Regions from separate parts of the Homo sapiens genome. Here region 1 is linked to region 2. Evidence: read pairs that join two places in POLR2A ChIA-PET (ENCODE). Cell type or tissue: B cell. All regions are shown on one strand. Each heading gives the region's core, and the rest is flanking DNA. Links, peaks and the distances in the headings are about the cores only. Region 1 has its middle 31 kb from the start of TPRG1-AS1. Region 2 overlaps LOC107986166 (a long non-coding RNA gene).

Region 1 (9,050 bases), core at 2,205-7,204, 910 kb after region 2:
AGGGACTAAAATCATAGCCCCACATTTACTGCCAGGCTAAACTGGTGTATTAGTCTGTTCTTGCACTGCTATAAAGAAATTCCTGAGACTGAGTAATTTGTAAAGAAAAGAGGTTCAATTGGCTCACGGTTCTGCATGTTAGGCAGGAAGCATAGTGTCTTCTGCTTCTGAGGAGGCCTCAGGAAACTTACAGTCATGGTAGGAAGGTGAAGGGAAAGCAGGTGTCTCACATGGTGGGGGCAGGAGGGAGAGAGGGGGGGGAGGTGCTGCACACTTTAAAATAACCAGATCTCATGAGAACTCTGTCATCATTAGAACAGCACCAAAGGGATGATGCTAGCCATTCTTGAAGGATCCATCCCCGTAACCCAATCACCTCCCACCAGGCCCCACCTCCAAAATTGGGGATGAGAATTGAACATGAGATTTGCGTGGGGACACAGATCCAAACCATATCAACTGGTATATAGAAAACATGGGATTTGTTGTTATAATTATTATTAATATTTACAAAATCTTTAGTATAGTACCTAGCATATAATAGTCACCAAATGTTATGGAATATTATAAAAATTTCTAATACTGACACATAAACACCATAAATATGTTGATTATTTTGTCTGAAACTGTAAGACATTATTTTCATTTGAGAACTATTTACCATTCTGACTAGTGTGAGATGGTATCTCATTGTGGTCTTGATTTGCATTAGGTGCCCATCAACAGTGGATTGGATAAAGAAAATGTGATACCTATATAGCATGGAATACTATGCAGCCATGAAAAAGAATGAAATCATGTCCTCTGCAGCAATGTCGATGCAGCTGGAAGCCATTATGTAAGCAAATTAATGCATAAACAGAAAACCAAATAGCACGTATTCTCATTTATAAGCAGGAGCTGAATATTGAGTACACATGGACATAAAGATGGGAACAATAGGCACTGTGGACTACTAAACAGGTAGGGAGGGAGAGGGGCATGGGCTGAAAAACCTATTGGGTATTATGCTGATGACCTGGGCGATGGGATCATCTGTAAGCCAAACCCCACCATCACAAAATATATCCATGTAACAAACCTGCACATATACCCTCTGAATCCAAAATAAAATTGGAAAAAAAGAACTTTTTTATCTGAACTGTAAAATTTTCATACTTTTTTACATTAATATTTTCATACATGTACATATTTTCACATTAATTTATATTTATATACATCTCTAATATAGATATATTATATAATATTTAATATATTATCATATATAGCGTACATTTTTATGGTGGTTTTGGCTTGATAACTGTTTTGAGTGATATGTGGGAGATAGAAGGGAAGATAGAAATCTTACTAAATATGTCAAGGTAATATCTCTCATATACTGGGAAGGTTTATATGCCAGTTCATTCCTCCAATGTGTCCAGAGAAATCCCTGGATATATGTAGAAAGATTTCTAGGCTGGACATGGTGGTTCATGCCTGTAATCCTAGCACTTTGGGAGGCTGAGGCAGGAGGGTCACTTGAGGTCAAGAGTTCAAGACAAGCCTGGGCAACACAGCGTGACCCCATCTCTACAAAAAATAAGAATATTAGCTGGGTGTGGTGGCATGTATCTGTAGCCTCAGCTACTTGGGAGGCTGAGGCAGGAGGATTGCTTGGGCACAGGAGTTTGAGGCTGCAGTAAGCCATGGTCCCTCCACTGCACTATAGCCTGGGTGACAGAGTGACAGCCTTTCTCAAAACAAACAAAAAAATATTTCTAACATCTTTCTTTCTGTTTACTACATAACACCTAAATTAATTATCAAACAAGAACTAATTGGGCACAGCCACATTCTTAGCTTCTCCAAGCCTCAGTTTCTTCTCCTGCAAAATGAAGATAGTTGTAAAGATTAAACTAAACTGTGTACGTAAAAAGTTCTTTGGAAACTATAGAACAATGCAAATGCAAGGCATTGTGACCACAGTTAGAGAACAGGCTAGGATATTTGTTGATTGTCGTTGGTATTATGGAAATTTGCTGCTTTCTTTCCTATGAGAAGGGTTCTTCCCTTGTCCTGTTCTTATCAGTCTGACTAAGTCACCATTTCAAAGCTGACAATTAAAGCTCAATTTCCTTGCACTTTGTCCTAAAGCAGATGTCCTAGAGCTGGGGACCATAATCATGAAGCGTGTGATGCATTCTCAGAGTTGGAGAGCAGTGTTTCCAGAGAGTCTGAAGATTAGGCATTTCCTCTCATTTTTCATTTTTGTCAGCTTCTTCATGTTTTCCTTGCTAAGTAAGAAAAGGCCTCGGTTTCAGTCTGTCATTGTATGACCCTAAATGAGTCACTTCTGTATTGGGTTGTCTTAGGTTCCTCAACTGCAAGTGTCTAGTCTTCCACTCACATGCAGCAGAGCAGCTCCACATTTACTTATGTTACTCAGAGGGTTACTTCACATAAGACTTTATAAAATAAGTTCCATTGTTAATTTCTCTAAACCAGTTGGACTACATCTTTTCATGTAAAACCTAGATGATCTCTGATACTCTTGGTTTTTACATGTAGATTCCACGATCCCTTCCTGGGAAAGTCATGTAACCAACTATAACATAGGAGCATTAAACATTTTTAGGTAATAGAATTAGGAAATAATGGCTGTGTAAGTATCCATGTGAATTCCTGTCAATAGTTCTCATATCATGTGCTTAGAATGATTTCAATCTGACTGAATCTTGCCAAGAAACTCATAGCTCTGCTTTCCCTGCAAATATGAAGATGTGTCAACCTCAAAGAGTTGGTTAAACTTTCTGTTTCACTCATACAAGTCTGGCATCAAATTCATTTAGCTTTGTGGTGCTTACCCATTACCCATTTGGCAGATTTCACTAGCCATGTGACAAAGGCATAGTCCAGCTCAGAGCATGCAGAATTTGGAATAATAAATAGTGACCCTCCTATTGGGGCTCACACCCAAGAAACGTCTTATCTTCTGGGGGAAAACCAAGATTAAGACATTGGTGGCCAGGCACAGTGGCTCATGCCTGTAATTCTAACACTTTGTTGTGTTGTTTCTTGTTTTTCTTTTTTTAACTTTAAGTTCAGAGGTACAAGTACAGGTTTGTTACACAGGTAAATTTGTGTCATGGAGGTTTGTTGTATAGATTATTTCATCAACCAGGTATTAAGCCTAGTACCCATTAGTTATTTTTCCTGATACTCTTCCTCTTCCCACCCTCCACCCTTCAAAAGTTCCCAATGTGTGTTATTATGTCCCTCTATGTGTCCATGTGTTCTCATCATTTAGTTCCCACTTATAAGTGAGAACATGTGGTATTTGGTTTTCTGTTCCTGTGTTAGTTTGCTAAAGATAATGGCCTCCAGCTCCTTCCATGTCCCTGCAAAGGACATAATTTTGTTCTTTTCATGGCTGCATAATATTCCATGAAGTATATGTACCAGGTTTTCTTTATCCAGTCTATCATTGATGGGCATTTAGGTTGATTCCATGTCCTTGCTATTGTTAACAGTGCTGCAATGAATATATGCATGCATGTGTCCTTATAATAAAATAATTTATATTCCTTTGGGTATATACCCAGTGATGGGATTGCTGGGTCAAATGGTATTTCTGTCTTTAGGTATTTGAGGAATAGCTATATTGCCTTCCACAATGGCTAAACTAATTTACACTCCCACCAGCAGTGTATAAGTGTTCCTTTTTCTCCACAACCTTGCTGACATCTGTTTTTTTCACTTTTTAATAATAGCCATTCTGACTGGTGTGAGATGGTATCTCACTATGATTTGGATTTGCATTTCTCTGATGATCAGTGATATTGAGCTTTTCTTTAAATTACTGCTGGCCACATGTATGTCTTCTTTTGAAAAGTGTCTGTTTGTGTTCTTTGTCAACTTTCTTATGCAGTTGTTTAATCTTAACATTTTGAAAGGCTGAGATGGAAGGGTCACTTGAGCCTAGGAGTTTGAGACCAGCTGGCCAACACAGTGAGACCTCATCTCTACAGAACAAAATTAAAAAATTAGCCAGATGTGGTGGTGCACACCTGTAGTCCAAGCTACTAGAGAGGCTGAGGCAGGAAGATCACTTGAGCCTGGGGAGCAGGCAGTGGGGGGACGTTGCGGGGGATCGAGGCTGTAGTGAGCTGTGATCGTACCTCTGCACTACAGCCTGGGCAACAGAGCAAGACCTTGTCTCAAAACAAAACAAAAACGAAAAGCAAACAAGCAACACTGGCAAAGCCAGTACCCCATTGCAAATAATCATAGGGATCTTTCAAATTTTATTTTGCATGAAAAGATGCAGGGGTCCATGAGGCCCCATCTTTGTCTTCAATCTAAACTTCGCCGGGAATCTTTCTAACAATCTCCCAGAACACATGGCCTAGGGAGAGATTGCAATGCTATTTCTGTTAATGCAATATATAGCAGTAATGCTGAAGGAGGAAGGTCAGGATTTTAAAAGTTAGTACATCTGGGCTCACTCTCCTTGGGCAGAGACAAGCCTTTGCAAAAGGACTAGTAACTGTTGGTCTTTCACTCATGCCACAAAAGGGAAGTGACCACACTCAGAATTGTGGAATTTCAGCTTTGGAAATGACTGAAGAGTTGAAACTGTTCAACTTTTACTGATAGTTGAAATCCCCTCTAAAGCATCTCCTCCAAATAGGTGCTGAGCCATTGCTTGATTATCTCCAGTGACAGGAAACTTACATCCTGTTGAGCTCTACAATTGAACAGCTCTGTATTTTTTTTTTGGCTGAGCTATAATTGACTTGTGATTTCCACCCACTAATTCTAGTTACATCCTCTGACACCACACAGAAGTCAGTTCAACAAATCTGCCCACTTCCCCCATGACAACTCTTCTTTGATTTGAACAATGTGAACATTTCCTCTTAGAGAAGAAACTGAATCTTTCATTTACTCCCTACAGTATGCTAGACAGTTTAAACCGTTACCTCCCATCATCCTATTAGTATCCTATGGGTTTGGAATTACTCAATGTTCATTAGCCAACTAAGGCTCAGACAGGTGGAATTCAGCAAGGCCACCCAGCTTAGAGGTGACAGGTCAGGAATTTAGGACCAGCCCTGGAAAGCCCAGGTACCTTCCATCATTTTCTGCTGCTTCCCAGAACAAAGGAGCCTGGAAAGCCTCCTGCACTTAATACCTTTCAGGTGCTGTGAACTTTAACCAGGACTGAAACTGAGCCAGACAATCTTTACTTGTGTCCTCAGCCCTGTGTCCTCAGTCTTCTAAATTGTCACTTTCACCTTTACATACAAATTAAATATCAAGCCTCTAGCCCTTCATACCACAAGAAATCCAATACTTTGGAGGATTTTAGGGAAAGATTACCTCTTCTTGCCAATTGACATTTCACTCTCCAAGCTCCTTCTTCAGCTTCTCACCAGTCACCATTGGCTTCCTTGTCAACTGTTCTAACAAATGTCATCTTTTCACACCTTTTTATTAGGATCATGGAATCAGCACTCCACCTCTGACCTGTTCACTCTCTCTTGCTTCAGTGACACAAAGCTGTTGTGTAGCAGTTTTTATTTAAGATTTGGTTGATGGAAGGGACACAGAATAGGAAACATCTTAAAACTGCAAATCAGCCATAGTGATGTAGTCTGTGGCCATCTAATATTCAAGAGATTCCCTTGCCTTTGGCCTCTTTCCCATAGTCTACTCTTTCTAAACAGAGTTCCTTATCTAATCTTATCACCAAAGCACTTATCCTTTCAACCTTCAAGGGGAAGTAGGAGTCTCTTCATATGCACATATTCTAGAAATCTCTGCCTAAGGAAGAGAGCACTGTGTGTTATTACGCAAAGGAATGCATCTCTTCATTGATTTAGCTCACTCTTCCAGTATGATCCTGGACCCAGCCCTTGCATAATAACCAAAATGCTGATAAATGTGTTTTTCAAACAAAGGAGCAGCTTTCTCTCGAATAATTCTACCTATTTCTCCTGGCAGAGAAAATATTTGCAGCCAGCATAAAAAAGTAAATAAATAAAAAATAAAGTAAATGGATGAAAGGAAACTTGTTCTTATTCAGAAGCTTGTAAGATTATCCATCTTCAGAAGAGAAAACTCTTAATATTGCAATCAGCAGCCCTGTCTAAAACAGAGCTTTCTGAAACATGGGACTCTCAATGAGTTCAGTCAAAAATCAATACAGGTTGAGTATTTCTTATCTGAAATGCTTGGGACCAGAAGTATCTCAGATTTTGAAATATCTTGGGGTTTTGAAATGTTTCATATAGGCAATAAGATATCATGGGGGATAGGACCTAAGTCTAAACACAAAATTCAGTTATGTTTTATATACAACTTATACACATAGCCTGAAGGTAATTTATGTGTGTGTGTGTGTGTGTGTGTGTGTGTGTATGTGTATGTATATTTAGTGTTGTACATTAAACAAAGTTTTGACTGCTTTTTGACTGAGCCCCATCACATGAGTTCAGGTGTGGAATTTCTCACTTGTGGCATTATGTCAGCTCTCAAAAAGTTTTGGATTTTCGAGCATTTCAGATTTTGGATTTTTGGATTAGGGATGTTCAACCTGGGCTAACCTTAAAACAGAAAACTAAAGAAGACATCTCGGATTAAAGCAAGTAGTCTTGACCATTCGCCTTGCCAGAGTCCTAAAATGTGAAGTTACCCCCAAAATCTGAAGGTCTATGTAGTGTCAAAAAGGTGTTACCCTTTTCTCCCCTTCTGTAAGAGTCACAGCTGTCACTCCTATAACAAAAGACAGGTTAACAAGAGAAGAAACATAACAAATTTATTTAATCAATGTTTTATGTGACATGGGAACCTTCAGAAATGAAAGCCTAAAGACCCAGGGAAAACTATTTTTATGCTTAGATTTAATGAAGATTAGACAGCCATGTAGAAATGTGATGGGACAAAAGGGTATGATCTAATGATAATAGACTCGGGGGAGAAACCCAGCACCTATTCAGATTCTTCTTGATCTGTGTGGCTGTCCTTTTCTCTTGCATAGCACACGGTACCTTATGCATGACAGTCTTTAAGGGAGAAGGGAGAAGCTCAGAGTGTGAGCTTTTTAGGTTTTACGGGTGTGTTGGGGAAGAGGAGTTTTAGTTTCTGTAACCCATCCTGGATGAGAAGAATTCTGATCTCTATGCATCACTTTGGGTGGACAAAAAAAAGGCAGCATACAAGAAGATGGGAGAAGATCAGAAAGACCTTGCTTCCAATCCCCTTCAGTTCAAAATACTCAGCACACCATAATGCCATACTTTGGGGTATTGTGTTCTGAGCCCTGACATCTAGAATTGAGCAGAAAACTTACTTGCCAAACACTGCTTCAAGGCCTGTGCAGAAGGTTCCAGTTCTGAGCTATGCTGCTGCTCTCCTAGGCAGCAATCTCTTCCTGGCAATATATTCAAGAGACAGTTAAAAAAATATCTCTTCTCCATTTACTGCTTTAGAAACAGAATCCACTGCCTAATTGAGAATCCTTTCTGCCTAATTACTCCATTCCCATTTTTTTTTTTGAGCTGCAGAGTTGCTGTGGAATTATGTAGTGTATAATTTCATCATTTAGCAATATGTAAATCAGGAGAAGAAAGGAAGACAGAGAGAGAAGCAAGAGAGGAGTGATCATCCCTTTAAATTTCTGACGAGATCGGGTGCGTTCAGGGTGGTATGGCCATAGACATCCCTTTAAATTTCTATGTGAAGAGATGGATGACATTGTTTGGATATATGTCCCCCCTGAATCTCGTGTTGAAGTGTAATCCCCAGTAAGGCCTGGTGGGAGGTGTTTGGAACATGGGGGTGGATCCCTCACAAATGGCTTTGTGCCATCCCCTTAGTGATGAGTGAGTTCACACAAGATCTGGTTGTTCAAAAGTGCATGGCACCAGCCACCCTCTCTCTCTTGCTCCCATTCTGCCATGTGAGACAACTGCTTCCCCTTTGCCTTCTGCAATGAGTAGAACTCCATGAGGCCTCCCCAGAAGCTGAGCAGATGCCAACGCGATGCTTCCTGTACAACCTGCAGAACCATGGGCTAATGAAACCTCTTTTCCTTATAAATTACCCAGCCTCAGGCATTTCTTTATAGCAATACAATAATGATGTAGTACAATGGGCAATGAGGCATGTGTAGACAAGGGAAGAGCCCAGGTCACCTAGCAAAGCTGGGTTTAAATTCCAGTTCCTCCACTTAAAAAACTACTTTTGGCTTGTTTGTTGCCAGTGTCTGTCACACATGAAATCACTTTTAATTCTCCTGGCTGTTCTGCCATATTCTACAGACGAGAAAATGATGGATATGAGCTTATCTTTTCCAGAGTTAAGGAAAACCAAATCTTTTACCTTATGTCCCCTGGAAGCTATCTCTATCTAGGGTTCTAAGGTAGGTCCACCCCTGGGAGCACCTCTCAGGTTTGCCTATGGGTGCTCTTCAGACTCTGGCTGAGTGTGTAGGGTGACAAGGACCTGGCCTGTCTCCCAGCCCACTTACTCAGGAAGAGGCATCTCATGGCGAAGGCAGACACCCTTGGGCTGTCACATTCATTCCTCAAAGGATGGTGGCTCTAATTTCCCAGACTACTGAGAGCATCTTTGCTTTGAATTTTCTCTGAGGGACCTAGGATTGTACTCTTTTTCTCTCTCTGGGAAAAGGGGCCCTTCTTATTCCTTTTACCAGACAAATTTAGGATTTCCCAATTAGGCTTAGGGCTGGTGATGCAAACCTGGCTTCACCCTTTCTAAGGCAAAAAGTCAAGTTTTGATTTTTTCCTGTTTCTTCATGAGACACTAAGGTATGCAGGAGATGGATGCAGGAGAACTGGGAAATTACTTCCTCTTCTGAGCCTTAGATTTTCTACCTCTGTAAAAATAGTAGGTAAGAACTAGGTACTCTTCCACTTTCTAACATAACATTCTATCCTTCTATGACCAGAGGCCTCAGAGCCCAGTGTTTTGACACAGTTGAACTAATCTCGTATTGACAGGGAGAAGAATTAAATGACCCAGTGAACCTACCTGCTTATGCCAGC
Region 2 (9,050 bases), core at 1,370-6,369:
AGCAGACTGAATTCTTGACACATAGCATTGCTCAGTGAATAGTAGCTGTCTTTCTTAGGATGACCATTTATTATGGCTGGCTTGATGCTGGCTGCCGCTCAGCCTGTCCACCTCTTGCTTATCTTCGTGTGCTGCTGACACTCCCACATTCACCATCACACCTACCTAACCTCCTCATCTGAGTTCCAACTCCTCCTCTCCTCCAAGTGTGTTCTCGTTGTGTCTGTTCTGACTGCTGGCTAGCGGTGTACGGGAGCCAACAGGTACCAGCTCACAAGAGCTGACCCTGGCATCTCTTCCTAGCTCCACATTCAGTGAGCATCGTATTGGTAGCTTGAAATCAGGCACAGTGGGAGTATTTACACAGCAGAAATCAGCAAATACTACAAACAGGGCTTCCCCTTCACCCCACAGAGCCATTTGTTAAACATTTACAGGCACATAAGTGCAGACTCTTCATTTCTTCTGTACCTTCTCTGGGCCTTATTATCTGACCTGAACACTCAAATATAGCCCTTTTAAAGGAAGATCTTAGGGCTTTTTTTTGTACACTGACTGGCACTGCATTTCAGTGAGAATGCAGCTAAATCCATGCCGAAGTTTACAGAGTAACTCAGCTTAGGGATGGAAATATTTCACCAGGAAACAAACAAAAAAAATCTAACGAATATACATTAACCTCAGGATTAACCCTAGCACTAATGAGATCAGCTCAGTACAACCCAACTGTTTTTTTCCTGCCGGGCTCCCTCCTGGTGAGACAGGCTCCAGGGGCCAAGGCCTTTACCTGAATGCTGATGGAAATCTTCCAGGCCCTGAATGACATGTTCTCTGGGCCACTCCTTGAATGCCTCTAGCTTGGAAGCATTACTGTCCTGTAACAAAGAGGGTATAGAAGAAGATGAATCCTTTGTAGGTGAAAAGGGAGGCCTTGCCTTTCCTGCTTTGTTGTGAAGGCTCTGAGCCACATGAGTTTGCTAAGCTATAGACATGTTGAGGGCTCAAGTTCTGTTCCAATTTGTGTCCCCTAGAGGCCTGAACAAGTATCCTGTCCCTTTATGGTGTTTAATTAAGGTTTATTGTACTGAAGACCACATTTGGGATGAGTAATGGTTACTTAGTGCTAGGACGCACTTACCTATCTAATCTCCTTGAAGAAATACTTTATTAAGGAAATAAATAGATGTGTATGCCTGTGCCAGGTGCGGTGGGAGGAAGGATACTTTTCCCTAGGAGGAAATGTGTCCTTACGGATTTTAGAGAGCAAACTGTCATCTACTATCCTATCTGACTGTAGTGAATGTCATAAATCTCCTTTTAGCAGTATTTTATTCCTTCCTGTACATGAAAGGACTCCCCACCAGCCCAATTCAGGGGCACATTCCATCCTTCTGCCCTGTACTCCTAAAATCCTCTTTTTCCCCCACAAAGTTTAAAATTCTACCCATTTTTCTCTCTTCATAATTGCAGGCTGCCTACAGAATGCAAAACACTTCTCACCACCCCATGTCCTCGCAAGTACCCACCCTTCAACTTGCTGCCCCTAAAACTGGCACCTAGGGCAAGTTTTATTTTGATACATTTTATGATCATCTGCACAGGGATACCAACAGAAAGTGATGAGTGTAGGGAAGGGACAAAAGTTCCAGGAATGTCCCCAGTGCTCTCCTTACCCGGGTCTCTGGCCCACACTAAAATGGGAAATGCAACCCCTAGTTCTAAGAACTCCTCTTTGTATCCTCTCTCGCCTTCAGGGCAATGTCTCTGATGTTGGCAGGTACCACTAGCTATCCCTAATAAGAACAGCAGATATGAAGCTGTCAGGACCTTAACGAGGCACTTCGCAGGTTACAAATCATTCTCTCATCCTTTACTTTGGTGAACCTCAGAACCACCCTGTGACCTAGGCATTGAGGTGACCACCACCATCCTTCAGATGAGCTCATGGGACAGAGCTGTCAGAATGCCTGGTGGATGCCTGGGTGCGACACCTGCCAAGGCATACAGTGATTACGCGCTGCTTCTGCATAACCTGCAGAAAGACTCTGATTCAGGCCATCTTTTTTGGGCCGATCACGAGGTCAGGAGATTGAGAACAGCCTGGCTAACACGGTGAAACCCCTTCTCTACTAAAAATACAAAAAATTAGCCGGGCATGGTGGCGGGCACCTGTAGTCCCAGCTACTGGGGAGGCTGAGGCAGAAGAATGGCGTGAACCCAAGAGGCGGAGCTTGCAATGAGCTGAGATTGCGCCACTGCACTCCAGCCTGGGCGACAGAGCGAGACTCTGTCTCAAAAAAAAAAAAAAAAAAAAAAAAAGAATCTCAAATTGTGTCTTAACTCACTTTTATGAAGAAAAGTCACACACATTTTCTATCCACCACCCTGTCCCACTGGCAACAGCTTTGGTGCTTGCCTGATGACCGGATCTGTGTTCCCATGGCTACAGAGTAAAGTCAGGGCACCTCAGGCTGGACATCCAAATGACCCCTTGCCGTACTTCTAAGATCCAGGTTTGAGATAGGTCTGGATCAAGATGAAAAATTGCCATTATCCCAGGACTGGCTTTTTATGTCTTGCTTTATCTTGCCATACTTTTTATGTCTTTTTCCCAAGTCATCAAATGTACAAGTGCTTCAAGCCACAGAACTTCAGACTCCCTTAATTTATATTCTTACCTTTCCAGTAAGAATTAACTCTGAGTATTTAGGTTCTTCAGATACAAAATGCCTACTCTCTACTCCATGTAGTAAGAAAACAAAATTTATTTTTGAATATTTACCAGTTTAAACTTCTCACTAACTCATACTGGCCATTATAATTGTATAGGATTTTTCTCCACAGAAGTCAGGAATCTCCTTCAGCATGTTGATGTCAGATGATAGAATGGAGAGGACCAGTGGACTACTCAGTGCCAAGCTTAAGAGGTCATCTCATTAATCAATTGAATGGAAGTTTAATTTATTCATTCAACACACACTTACTAATAACTTGAGCCCCTGTAGTACTTGAGATCTGCTAACATATACATGTTATAAGTATGTTATCCATGCTTTCTAATTAGATTGTGAGGCCCTTCAAAAGAATCTGATCTCAATTTGCCACCACCTGTCTTATAACATCGGGCAACTCACTTCACTTCTCTGGGCCTCAGTTTCCTTATTGTGGGGGGTGGCTAAAAGGAGCGCCCTAAATCCACAGAGTCACCTTCTTCCCACTCAATTCAGCAATTATGGGTTATGCACAGAACATGAGAGCTGCTGAGGAAGCTCAAAGAAGGAAAGAACAAGTGCTGTTCAAGAAGAATCAGAATTGTTGAAGCTGGGCGAGGGTACATGGAAGTTCATCAGATAATTCTGTCTATTTATGTGTATATTTGAAAATCCCCTACAAAAAAAAAAAGCAAGAAAGGAAGAAAGGAAAAAATACAAGGAAATCTAGCAGGCTTCACATAGCGAGAAGCAATTTAGCAGAGTTGAAGCATGGGTAGGATTTCAATGAGCCGACACTTGGTCAGGGGCCATTCCAGGCAGGGAACACCATGAGCCAGGGCATAGAGACTGGAAAATACAAGGTGTTCACAAAGAACTGGGAGTAGCCATGTATGACAGCAGCATGGGGAGCCAGAGGGAGCAGCTGGAGATGGGCTGGAAAGGTATCGTGAGATCAGAGCTGAAGAGCCTCCAGAGGCCCTAGAGGAGTCTCAGCTTAGTTCAGTTCACCAGGGAAAGTGACCTCATTGGTCGCGCTTGAGTTGGCCTTACTGCTTCACAGCCCGCCTGGGTGCAGGCCCAGAAGCAGGGCCATGTGGCAGAAACTGGCAGAGGAGGATGCTGGCAGCACCACCGGGCTTGTTTCTCCACCAGGAAACAAGGTTTCCTATAACTCAGACCCATGAATCAGCATTTCCTCTGTCAATAATACGCAGCCAGAAATGCAACAGCACAGAGCTCGGGGAATGGAAGAAAGGAAGGAATATTCCATGACATCGCCAGGCTCTGCTGCTCTGCTCTCCTTTCCCCTCAAGAAGCACTGCTGATAAGCTCCCGAATGACACTCAGGTTTCATAGGATAAGTTTCTCAGAGAACCGCACGGTACCTCATGACAATTAAGTCCCACAGAGTAGTCGGCGCTCTTGTCATACTGTGTGTCGCTATCACCACGAGGATAAGTAAGAGCACTTTCTGAATTCCTTCATTACATGATAACTAACCATTAATACCACCGTTCTATCATGGCAGAGATTTGAGGATACGTGTGATTTACCTTTGCATTTTTACACTTCCACATTCAATATGTTATTTGATTCTCATGATAATCCCGTGAGGTACACAGAGAGTATCATACTCATTTCACAAGTGTAGATACCGAGGCAGGGAAATTAAATGCTTCTTCCCTGTTGAATCTGTTTTGAAGATTCCGGAACTGACCCCAACTCTTTAAATTTCAGTCCAGTATTCTTTTCAAAGTCATATACTTTTAAGAAATGTTTAAATATTACTATTAAATATATTTAATAATATTACATTAATTGACAGAATATTTAATATACTTAATTTACACTATTAGAGATGTATCGTATGTAAACTATATCTTGTCTAGCACCAGTAAGAATTTTATCCATTCCCTTATTCCATTCATTTATTTATCAGGTATTTCCCGACTGCTTACTATACGCCAGGGTCTGTTATAGACACATTTGGTAGTGAACAAAACAGACAAAAAGCCCCGCCCCTGTAGCGGTCACACTCTAATTGAAGAACTCAGACAATGAGTAAGATAAAAGAGTAAAATTCAGAGTATGTCAGAGAGTTACACGTGCTTTGGAGAATAAAGCAGACCAAGAAGAGGGTAAGGAGCGTTGAAGGGGTGATGCAATTTCACATAGGATGCTCAGGGACTACCTCACTGAAAACATGACATTTAAGGCAAGACCTGGAACGGGAACTAGCCAGCCATGTGGCAATTTGCAGGGTGGTGCGTGGGGCAGGCAGTCAGCAAATGAAACAGCAAATGCAAGGCCCTGAGGTGGTTCCTCCTAGCATGTCCAAGGAACAGTAAGCAGTCAAGTGTGGCTGGACTGGAGGGAGAGACAGGGAGAGGCTAAAGATGCAGGGAGTGGAGACTGGGGATTAGAGCACGTAGCCCACTGTAAAGACCCGGGGTTGACTTAGAGAATTTTCTGTCATTTACTAAAAACCAATACAAGCACTAAAAGACAAAGCTAAAATAAAAACAAGACAAGGCCAAAATGCAAACAACCAAATCATGTAAGGGGAGGTTAAGATGGTGAGGAAGACAGGATAAAAACGTAAGGGGTATATGGAAAGAAAGGAAGAAAGAAATGAAGTGGTTATATTCTGTTCATTTGCTCTTTGTCTCTCTGTATCTTTATTTTTTTCTTTTATTTTTTGAGACAGAGTCTCGGTCTGCCACTTGGGCTGGAGTGCAGACACATGATCTCAGCTCACTGTAGCCTCAACCTTTTGGACTCAAGCGATCCTGCCACCCCAGCCTCCCAAGTAGCAGGGCCTACAGGCACATGCCACCACACCTGGCTTAATTCTTTTTTTTTTTTTTTTAATTTTTAGTAGAGACAGGGTTTCACTATATTGCTCAAGCTGGTTTCAAACTCCTGAGCTCAAGTGATTCACCCGCCTCAGCCTCCCAAAGGGCTGGGATTACAGGCATAAGCCAAGGCACATAGTCTGTCTCTCTCTCTCCACCACACTTCCCTTGCTTGCTCTTTCTTGTTCTCATGCTTTCTCTCTCAGTTTTGGAAATTCCAGATCCAGGATACAAGCCCTCAAGCCAGCTGCCATGGGTGCTTCTCCAGGAGCCATGCAGGGCAGGAGCAGGCAGAGGAGCACCTCATCACCACAAGCTTGGGCCCACACCCTAGACCTCAGTCAGGCTCCTGTCTAGCTGGGCCACAAGAACTCATCAAGTCTTCTCTTGCCTGGGCTACAGGAGGAAACAGAACAAAACCCTCCTGATGCCCCAGCCCCCAGGCCTTCCCAGGGACAGCCACCTTCCAAGCACAGTCCGCTTCCAAGCAACAGGGAGAGAAGCCCCAGGAGAAGGAGGGAGAAGGGTGAACATTCAAGCTGTTAGCTCAGCCCTGTGAAAACTCACCCCCCAAATCAGGAGTCCATAATACTCTTGCCTTTGACAGCCCTGACTCATCTTTGAAGGGGAGTGTGGCTGTGGCAAGGACATGGGTGTGAAGGAGGGAAAAGCATGATCTTGCCTTCCCTCTGGAAGCCAGTGTTCCCCTACTTTTTCTTCTTCTTTTTATTCTATGGGCTCAATGGGCAAGCTCATATTCATTCAGTACATCCCCACTACCCTTCCACCACCACCTCCTCACTATCTTGGAGAATTTTAGAAAATTTCTTTATGTAACGTCTCCAAACTTTGATACTAGGACCAGTGAGAGGGCAGTTTAGCCCCTCAAAGCCTTCTATCAATGGCTCTTTGATTTGCCTCCAAAAGTTACTAATAGATCAGAACAGGACAGTGCTCCAAGGCAACAAGGGACGCAAGGTGGAGAAGTCCCTCGCCATCCTTTGTACCAAGTAACTGAGCAAACAAGAATTGCCCTTATCCAGAGGCATACACACAATCTCAGTCAACCCAAGATACCATGATTATGGTGGGGGAGTAAGGACCACTAAAGTAGCTCTTCAAATTATTTCTCTCATTTGTGTTTTTCTCCAACACCACCCTCCTCTGAAGCTCCACCACTCCTGGAATCACCATCCTAGTTTGATCTCCTCTGAACTTTTATTAATTAAACTTTTTATTTTGAGGTAATTGTAGATTCATATGTACTTGTAAGAAATAATACAGAGAAATCCTTTGTACATTTACTCAGTTTCTCCCTATGTTAACATCTTGCAAATCTATAGTGTAATATTATAATCAATATGTTGATGTTCATATAGTCAAGATACTGAATCTTTCCATCCCCTAAGGATCCTTTACATTGTCTTTTTACAGGCCCACCTACTTCTCTTCTGCCCCAACCCTTTCCTTAACTGTGGCAACCACTATTCTGTTCTGTTTGTATAATGTTGTCAATTCAAGAATGTAATATAAGTGGAATCATACCATATGTAACCCTTTGAAATTGGCTGTGTCAAAACCGGATAATTCCTATCAGAAGATTCATCCAGGGTGTGTGTGTATCAATAGTTGGTACCTTCTCATTGTTGAGTAGTATTCGATGAATAAATGTGCCACTGTATTGGGGGAACCCACTCCTGACATTTCAACGTAGGTTCTTTCTATTTTCCGTAAGTGTCAGCCAGTCTGAGAAATAAAGAGAAAGAGTACAAAGAGAGGAATTTTACAGCTGGGCCACGGGGGGTGACATCACATATCGGTAGGACCTTGATGCCCACCTGAGCCACAAAACCAGCAAGTTTTATTAAGGATTTCAAAACGGGAGGGGGTGTACAAACAGGGAGTAGCTCACAAAGATCACATGCTTCAAAGGGCAAAAAGGAGAGCAAAGATCACAAGGCAAAGGACAAAAGCAAAGATCACAAGGCAAAGGGCAAAAGCAGAATTACTGATAAGGGTCTATGGTCAGCGGTGCACGTATTGTCTTGATAAACATCTTAACAACAGAAAACAGGGTTCGAGAACAGAGAACCGGTCTGACTTCAAATTTACTGGGATGGGGTTTTCCCCACCCTAGTAAGCCTGAGGGTACTGCAGGAGACCAGGGCATATCTCAGTCCTTATCTCAGCTGCGTAGGACAGACATTCCCAGAGCGGCCGTTTATAGATCTCCACCCCATCAGGAACACAATTCTTTTCACAGAGTATTAATATCAATATTCCTTGCTAGGAAAAGAATTTAGCGATATCTTCCCTACTTGCACATCCATTTATAGGCTCTCTGCAAGAAGAAAAATATGGCTTTTTTTGCCCGACCCTGCAGATAGTCAGACCTTATGGTTGTCTTCCCTTGTTCCCTAAAAATCGCCGTTATTCTGTTCTTTTTCAAGGTGCACTGATTTCACAGTGTTCAAACACACATGTTTTACAATCAATTTGTACAGTTAACACAATCATCATAGCGATCCTGAGGTGATGTACATCCTCAGCTTACGAAGATAACAGGGTTAAGAGATTAAAGTAAGACAGGCATAAGAAATTACGAAAGTATTATTTGGGAACTAGTAAATGTCCATGAAGTCTTCACAATTTATGTTCTTCTGCCATGGCTCCAGCCAGTCCCTCCGTTTGGGGTCCCTGACTTCCCACAATACCACTGTTTTTTTGTTTGTTTGTTTGTTTTGCTTTGTTTTTGAGACAGAGTCTCCCTCTCTCACCCAGGCTGGAGTGCAGTGGCATGATCTCGGCTCACTGCGACCTCCACCTCTCAGGTTCAAGCAACTCTCCTGCCTCAGCCTCCCTAGTAGCTGGGACTACAAGCGTGTGCCACCACACCCGGCTAATTTTTGTATTTTTAGTAGAGATGGGGTTTCACCACGTTGGCCAGGCTGGTCTTGAACTCCTGACCTCAGGTCATCTGCCCACCTTGGCCTCCCAAAGTGCTGGGATTACAGGCATGAGCCACCATGCCTGGCCAATGTACCACTGTTTATTCACCCATGGAAGAACATCTTCTGGGTTGTTTCCAGTTTGGGGCTAGTATGAATGGAGCTGTTGTATGCTTTCACATACAGGATTTTGCATGAGCACAAATCTTTATTTCTTTGAGATAAATAATCAAAAGTGCAATTGTTGGGATGTATGGTAGTTGCATGTATCCTTTTTAAAAAAGGTATTTTCAACCTATTTTCCAAAGAGATTGTACCATTTTACATTCCCTCTAGGAATTTTAAGTGATAGAGTTCTCTCTATGCATATTCCAGATATTAATCCCTCATCATATATGTGATTTGCAAGTATTTTCTTCCCAGTCTGTAACTTGTCTTTTCATTCTGTTAACAGGGCCTTTTCACAAGGCAAAAATTTTTAATTGTGATAGTGTACTATTTATCACTTTTTACTTTTATGGATTGTGTTTTGG

The links. ChIA-PET counts read pairs that join two places held together with the same protein. Peaks named below come from ENCODE experiments on the same cell type or tissue, not always from the same donor. Only the 100,000 strongest peaks of a DNase experiment are listed, where the experiment ranks them.
Region 1: POLR2A ChIA-PET joins it to region 2 with 7 read pairs; 1 of 35 experiments calls an interaction of 5 or more read pairs at or near these places.

Annotation. Positions count from the first base shown.
Region 1 is chr3:188,912,500-188,921,549 of GRCh38, forward strand. No RefSeq gene overlaps it. Among named protein-coding and RNA genes, the nearest start is that of TPRG1-AS1, 31 kb to the right of the region's middle. RefSeq lists a silencer at 1,981-2,275. In B cell, for the core only: no CTCF peak of the experiment used is centred there; a DNase peak (open chromatin) is centred at 4,762; H3K4me3 peaks cover 382 bases; H3K27ac peaks cover 666 bases.
Region 2 is chr3:188,003,114-188,012,163 of GRCh38, forward strand. It overlaps LOC107986166 (a long non-coding RNA gene), which reads right to left. Exons shown (of 5, transcript XR_001741061.2): 3 at 788-875. Among named protein-coding and RNA genes, the nearest start is that of LINC01991, 31 kb to the left of the region's middle. In B cell, for the core only: no CTCF peak of the experiment used is centred there; a DNase peak (open chromatin) is centred at 3,738.